Linked DNA regions of Homo sapiens: all the other regions are linked to region 1. Evidence: read pairs that join two places in POLR2A ChIA-PET (ENCODE). Cell type or tissue: HepG2. All regions are shown on one strand.

What was found. ChIA-PET counts read pairs that join two places held together with the same protein. Peaks named below come from ENCODE experiments on the same cell type or tissue, not always from the same donor. Only the 100,000 strongest peaks of a DNase experiment are listed, where the experiment ranks them.
Region 2: POLR2A ChIA-PET joins it to region 1 with 7 read pairs; 6 of 35 experiments call an interaction of 5 or more read pairs at or near these places.
Region 3: POLR2A ChIA-PET joins it to region 1 with 5 read pairs; 4 of 35 experiments call an interaction of 5 or more read pairs at or near these places.

The regions. Positions count from the first base shown.
Region 1 is chr3:32,793,729-32,796,228 of GRCh38, forward strand. No RefSeq gene overlaps it. Among named protein-coding and RNA genes, the nearest start is that of TRIM71, 23 kb to the right of the region's middle. In HepG2, no CTCF peak of the experiment used is centred here; a DNase peak (open chromatin) is centred at 1,163; H3K4me3 peaks cover 1,217 bases.
Region 2 is chr3:32,725,685-32,728,184 of GRCh38, forward strand. CNOT10 (CCR4-NOT transcription complex subunit 10) reads left to right here. Exons shown (of 19, transcript NM_015442.3): 10 at 1,984-2,186. Among named protein-coding and RNA genes, the nearest start is that of CNOT10-AS1, 11 kb to the right of the region's middle. In HepG2, no CTCF peak of the experiment used is centred here; no DNase peak of the experiment used is centred here.
Region 3 is chr3:32,957,169-32,959,668 of GRCh38, forward strand. No RefSeq gene overlaps it. Among named protein-coding and RNA genes, the nearest start is that of CCR4, 6.8 kb to the left of the region's middle. In HepG2, no CTCF peak of the experiment used is centred here; a DNase peak (open chromatin) is centred at 1,513.

The DNA.
Region 1 (2,500 bases):
ATCTCTATTAAATAAATAAACAAACAGGCTGGGGGAGTGGCTCGCCGCCTGTAATCCCAACACATTGGGAGGGCGAGGTGGGCAGATCACAAGGTCAGGAGATCGAGACTATCCTGGCTAAGACGGTGAAACCCCATCTCTATTAAAAATACACAAAATTAGCTGGGCATTGTGGCAGGTGCCTGTAGTCCCAGCTACTCGGGAGGCTGAGGCAGAAGAATCGCTTGAACCAGGGAGGCGGAGGTTGCAGTGAGCTGAGATCGTGCCACTGCACTCCAGCCTGGGTGACAGAGTGAGATTCCATCTCAAAAAAATAAATGAATAAATAAATAATAAACAAATAAATAAATGAAAAGAAACCTTAAAAGAAAAAAAGAAACAAAAAGGAGGTAGATAAGGAAAGAAACAATCTGTGACTTTTTTTATTTCCTCTTGCCCCATAATGTATCAAGACAGGTGCTAACAGGCTACACAAGAATTAAGAATCACCCCAAAGAGGTTTGTAACCAAACTCGGAAGACCTAAGGCACTTGCAGTAATTGAAAACCTGTGGTCATCCATGTATCCAGGAGCCATCATTCAACAAAGAGTTACTAAAGACCTTTGGTGCCCAGGCCAGAGTTTGTGACTTAGCTCCTGCCTCCAAGGAGCTGGCAGTTTTATGCAAGAGACTAACACACACAAAATTATTGCAGTGTCCACAAGAATTGTGACGGTAGCATGAATGTGGGAGTGTGCACCTCAGTCTGGGGAGGGAACCTGCCGGAAACAACTTACTTCTCAGAAGATGTGACACTGAAAGCAGGTTTTGAAGGCTGAGTAGGAGTCAGAGAAGGGAGTTGTGAGCCTTGGTAGAGGAGACAGTCTGCAAAGCACAGAGATAGGAGACAGTATGCAACAGCCAAGTCACAAAGGCACATTAAGCAAAGTGGGTGCTGAAAAGCATCAGGCAGGAGGCTGGACAGGCGAGTCATGGCTGAAAGGCTTAGAGGAGGCTAGAGTTTCTGAGCTAGGATTTGAAGAAGGAGACTGCCAAGGATTCGTGAAAACCACGTATTATAGACAAACAGAGGGAATGAGCACACAGGTCAGGAATGAGCAAATCCCAAGGCTAAGGGGACGGTAAACACTCTGGAGCCTGGGAGTCTGCACAAGGTGGGGTTGTGCAAGGTGTTTGCTTCTCACCTGAGCCTGCAGGCTTTCACATGAGGCCTCAGCCTATAGTCCCATGGTCAGGGTCAACCCAGGAAAACAGAAATGACTATACATATTTGTAACAGAGAAATTTAGTGGGGGGATTTTGTTGGACAGGTGAGGGAATTAAGAGGTCAGCTAGAGCAGGAAGCCGCTGCCACTCCTAGGCTGGAGGGTCAAGGGAGGAAGTGATGTTACCTGAACCCAAGGGTTGAGGTCACCTGCTGGAAGCCGAAGCCACAACAGGCCTGGAACTGGAGCCATGGAAGAGATGCAGCCACTAATGAAGGCGGGAGTTGCTACCAAGGCAGAGGGAGGAGAGAATACCCTGGCTTTTCCCTTCTCATCCTCTTGTCAACTGCCAACCTCCTATTGGCTAAACCCAGCCAAAGCCAACTGACATAGGAACTGAGGGAGTATAACTGAGGATCAGCCTCGCTGTGATCTAGGACAGAGCAGGGGAAGGGCTGGGAATGGATCTGAGGGCACCCAGACCCAGAAGCAGTCCATATGGGAGCTGTTTTCAGTCCCGCACATAAATTGGGCAGTCTTTTCTGTCCATGTATCAGCACTGACTTATTCAATCCCCCAGTGTTCTTTGGCTCAGGAAATGGTACCATCATACATCCAGGTGCTCAGGTAAAAACTCTGGAGTCAACCCCACTCTCACCTTTTGACTTCTGTCTTTCATCCAACCCATCAACAAATCCTAAGGGCTCCACTTTATTTTGTTTTTTGGTTTTTGGTTTTTGTTGTTGTTTTGAGATGGCGCCTCGCTCTGTTGCCAGGCTGGAGTGCAGTGGCTTGTAAAATGGAGAAATCAAAAGTGCCATTTTCTTGCTATTTAGAACCATTATCGAGTTTGTACTGGGGCCAAGCAGTGTTGCAGAAGAAAATAAGACGCTTAGGTTTTAGGTCAGGTGAGAGTTGAAGAGGTTTTAAGTTTTTGAGAACACAGGCTAAGGGAGAAGAAGGAGGAATGGAGGGTGGAAGGTTGCCCATAGTGAAGGAGGCAAGTCCACAGAAAAGAGAGGGTAGAGACACAGAGAAGGGGGGTTAGTGAGCAGCCCTGGGCTGCAATGTGGGTGAGCAGCCAACACAGGCATCCCCACCATTGACTTGCCACCAAGAGAATGTGGGTGAATGACCAAGGCAGGCGTCCCCGTGGTAATCAGACACCAATACAGTGTGGGTGAATAATCAGGCAGGGGTCCCCGCAGTGATTAAACACCAAGGGAAAACTGTCTTCCCGAGTCCGTGACCGGCGCCGGAGTTTTGGGTCCACAGATAAAATGTGTCTCCCTTG
Region 2 (2,500 bases), 68 kb before region 1:
CATGTAGACTTACATATAGTTAACTCTGATCTTACCCAACAAGTTTGGCTCTGGGGATTTTTAGTAGATATTGCTACTTTGAAGAGCAATAACAAGGTGTTAAGAGTAATTTTGAATTATCCAGAAATTTAAGTTGCATTCCATTTTTCATTGATTTGAAAATGAGTAATTCCCTGTGGTAATGTTATATACCAGAATGTTTGATTAGTCACAACATGACTGTGCCAAACTAGGTTTATTATAGTTTTGTTTTGTTTTGTTTTGTTTTGTTTTGTTTTGAGACAGAGTCTAGCTCTATCACCCAGGCTGGAGTGCAATGGTGTGATTTCAGCTCATTTCAACTTCTGCCTCCTGGGCTCAAGTGACCCTCCCACTTCAGCCTCCTGAGTAGCTGGAACTACAGACACATGCCACTGTACCTGGCTAATTTTTGTGTTTTTTGTAAAGATAGGGTTTCACCATGTTGCCCAGGCTGGTCTGGAACTCCTGGCTTAAGTGATCCTCCCACCTCAGTCTTCCAAGGTGCTGGAATTACAAGCATAAGCCACTGTGCCCGGCTTGTTATAGATTCTTTGCAGAGTTTTACATGTGATACTACTGGCAGCATCTGACGGTCTTTAAGCAAATTCCTGACATTTATCCTTTAATATTCATTATCATATGGATCCTTGATCTGAAATGCCTAAAATCAAACAATTATTTAGCTTTTAAAAATAATAACCTATTTAGGCCAGGGGCGGTGGCTCACGCCTGTAATCCCAGCACTTAGGGAGGCCGAGGTGGGCAGATCACGAGGTCAGGAGATCGAGACCATCCTGGCTAGCACAGTGAAACCCTGTCTCTACTAAAAATACAAAAAAAATTAGCCGAGCATGGTGGCAGGCGCCTGTAGCCCCAGCTACTTGGGAGACAGAAGCAGGATAATGGCGTGTACCCAGGAGGCGGAGCTTGCCGTGAGCCGAGATCATGCCACTGCACTCCAGCCTGGGTGACAGAGCGAGACTCTGTCCATAATAATAATAATAATAATAATAATAATAATAATAACCTATTTAATTGATGGCAAATGTATTATAAATCAAGGTAGACCGAAACATTGAATAGGTTTTATTGTCATGAACACATGACAATAAAATGGTTAACCAAGATGAATTTTTTTTTTTTTTTTTTTTTTTTTCCTGAGACGAAGTCTCACCCTGTTGCCCAAGCTGGAGTGCAGTGGCGTGATCTTGGCTCACTGCATCCTCCACGTCCCAGGTTCAAGCAATTTTCCTGCCTCAGCCTCCCGAGTAGCTGGGACTACAGGCACATGCCACCATGCCCGGCTAATTTTTGTATTTTTAGTAGAGATGGGGTTTCACTATTTTGGCCAGTCTGGTTTTGAACTCCTGACTTCGTGATCTGCCCGCCTTGGCCTCCCAAAGTGCTGGGATTACAGGCGTGAGCCACTGTGCCCAGCTGAAAATTTTAAAAAGTGGAAACTTTATATAGACTCTAAAAATGTTGGCTAGGAAAGATGGCTCATGCCTGTAATCCCAACATTTAGGGGAGGCCAAGGTGGATCACTTGAGTCCAGGAGTTCAAGACCAGCCTGGGCAACATAGTGAGACCCCCCCATCTCTACAAAAATAAAAATAAAAAATAAAAGAGAATAAAGTAAAAATGTAGAAAAGTAGTATAAGGTGCAAAGGAGTGAGAGCGGGTCCCATCACTTATCTTTGCCTTCCTGGAACGTTGTTGCCTGAGGAGCTGGCAAATGAGAAGAGACATCTCTGGCTCTGCTAGCATAGACAACTAAGATGACTCTGGAGAATATTTGTGGGGTTGAGAATGGAGACCACCATTGGCGAGAGCTATTAAAACTCAGATCAGGATTATTGGTGTTAAACATGGTAGTGTCTAAGTACTTAATGGAGTAAATGTTTTCAAGGTTACTATTACTGTAAATCTAATGATGTATTCTTATCTAATTTTTATCACTAGGTAAAAAATTTTCAGGAAGACCCATGTGTACGTTACTAACCAATAAGAGATATGAGTTGCTGTATAACTGTGGAATTCAGCTTCTTCACATTGGAAGGCCTCTTGCTGCCTTCGAATGTCTGATTGAAGCTGTTCAGGTTTATCATGCAAATCCTCGCCTCTGGCTACGGCTGGCTGAATGCTGCATTGCTGCCAATAAGGGGGTGAGTGCTACTTGGGTATCTTTTTAAACCCTGTCTTCTCCCCACTTACTACATGGAATGGTTAAAAAAAAAAAAAAAACCTTGGAAACATACATAAGACATTTCTCTTTTTATTTATTTATTTATTTATTTATTTATTTTTTGAGACGGAGTTTCTCTCTTATTGCCCAGGCTGGAGTGCAATGTTACGATCTCGGCTCACTGCAACCTCCACCTCCCGGGTTCAAGCGATTCTTCTGCCTCAGCCTCCCAAATAGCTGGGACCACATGCACATGCCACCACGCCCAGCTAATTTTGTATTTTTAGTAGAGAC
Region 3 (2,500 bases), 160 kb after region 1:
CAGTGGATGAGAATCAGAGCTGCTGCTGTGCCATTGCTTCACCACATGCTGTACATGTGAACTCGCCCAAGGGGAGGAATCAAAGCGTTCACTGTTGCCATCTCCACTTCGGGTTGTGTGTTGCTGTCTTGCCATAGGGGACTTGGAGACGAGAGCGAATAAGTTACGGGGTGGGCGTGGTGGCTCATGCCTGCAATCCCAGCACTTTGGGAGGCCAAGGTGGGCCGGTCACTTGAGGTCAGGAGTTCGAGACCTGCCTGGCCAACATAGTGAAACCCCATCTGTACTAAAAGTACGAAAATTAGCCAGTGTGCCTGCAATCCCAGATACTTTGGAGGCCGAGGCATGACAATCGCTTTAACCTGGGAGGCGGAGGTTGCAGTGAGCTGAGATCATGCCACTGCACTTCAGCCTGGGTGCGGAGTGAGTGAGACTCTGTCTCAAAAAAAAAAAAAAAAAAAAGAAAGAAAAAAAAAAGAAGTTAGGGATGGGCCAATTCCTAGGCAGTCTTTGCTTAGACAACTTCTGTGAGGTGGGCTATGATCTGCCAAATCCTAGCTCTGCATTCCTTTGTTAGTTTGAGCATGCTACTTTTCTCTCTTAGCCTCAGTTTTCTCTTCTGTAAAACATGCTTCAGAGGGATTGAAAAAAAAAAAAAGATGATGAATACAAAGCACCTATGTTCCTGGGTCATAGATAAAGGAAAGTTTTGGATATGCCCAATCAGCGGCTGCCTCTCTTTTCCTGGTAGAGCTGTTTATTTTATTCATTTAATCATAGTGAGATAGAAACTTTAGGGCACCAAAAGACAATGGCTGGTCAAAGGGGCTTTACTGCCCCTTCATTTCCATCACAGGCTGTACCAAGCAATGGTGAGGTGCAATCCAAGTTACTTCCATATCTCTGCCTCAGGATGGGTCTTTCATTTCCTCAAAGTCAGTCAGAGCTCCCCTTATTCCAAAGTTGGAGAGAATATTCCCTCAGGACAGGAATGTAGAACCTCTGGTGACATCCAAACAAAACCCTCTTAGAATACCCAAAAGAAAGTTTCTTCCCATTAAGCAAAAGAACCATAGAAAGAAAGCCAGCATGATTTCTACTTTTTTAAATATTTATTTATTTATTTATTTATTTATTTATTTATTTATTGAGATGGAGTCTTGCTCTGTCGCCCTGGCTGGAGTGCCATGGTGTGATCTCGGCTCACTGCAACCTCCGCCTTTAAGGTTCAAGCGATTTTCCTGCCTCAGCCTCCCGAGTAGCTGGGATTACAGGCATGCACCACCACACCTGGCTAATTTTTGTATTTTTAGTAGAGACAGGCTTTCACCATGTTGGCCAGGCTGGTCTCGAACTCCTGACTTCAGGTGATCCGCCTGCCTCGGCCTCCCAAAGTACTGGGATTATAGGTGTGAGCCACTGCACCCAACAAGCCAGCATGATTTCTAAACAAAGATTGGTTTAACTGTAAATTTTCAGACATTAGACTCATGTCTTTCTTGTTGCAACATACCTAGCCTAGGTGTAATTTGCTCAGGAACAATAGAAGTGGGTTTGCTTTTGGGGTGATGTAAATGTTTTGGAACGAGTTGGAAGGGTGGGTTGCACAATATTGTGAATATACTAAATGCTATTTAATTGTACATTTTAAAATGGTTCATTTTATATTATGTGAATTTTACCTCAACAACAATAACGAGTAATAGGAACTAGTCCAGGCAATATCTGTCCCACAGTAGTTTCTCAAATTCTATTGAATAAGTAAATTAATTTCATCTGCTTCTCATGAGAAGGAATAATACAGGGTGAAGCCAAAGGGTCTTTAGACCTTTAGGGAGATTATTTGCAAGGAACTCTCCTAACAATTTGGAACGATTTCTATTGAAATAGTTGCCTATTTTGTGCCAAGCAGAATGCTAGTTTATGGAAATAATAAAGAGTTAAAGAAGTAAGTTCTGCCACTCATGGAATTCACAATCTGATAAAGGAAACACAAACGCAGGATTAACTAGACTGCAAGCAAGACAAGTATGATAATAGAGCCACAAGAAAGATTCTTTGGGACTCCAGAGGAAGGAGAAATTGATTAAATTTTAAATTCTCATAATATGATTAGCTTTTGAAGTAGACCTTGTAGGAGAGGCATGATTTTGATGAAGGGAAGGGAGAAAGGACTCCCCAGCCTGATGAAATAGCATCTGAAAAGGCACAGTGGTGTTAAGAGAGCACTGTGTGGTCAGGGGGTAGTAGTAGGGTTTTCTTGTAGTTAAAGTGCATGGGAGTGGGGCAGTGGAGCAAAGTAGGGAAAGGTGAGACCAAAGAAAAGTACAGACCTAAGAGGCAGCAGCCTTGAGTTATGGACTGAGTCAGCTGCCATCCTGCTCTGGGCTTGAGACTGTCAGGGGGTTAAGGGGCGCTGTCCACACACCCACCAGTTCAGGACTGAAGCACTCACTCTACTAGTCGTCAGGAATGTTGGCCCTGATAGCTCTCAGCTGGT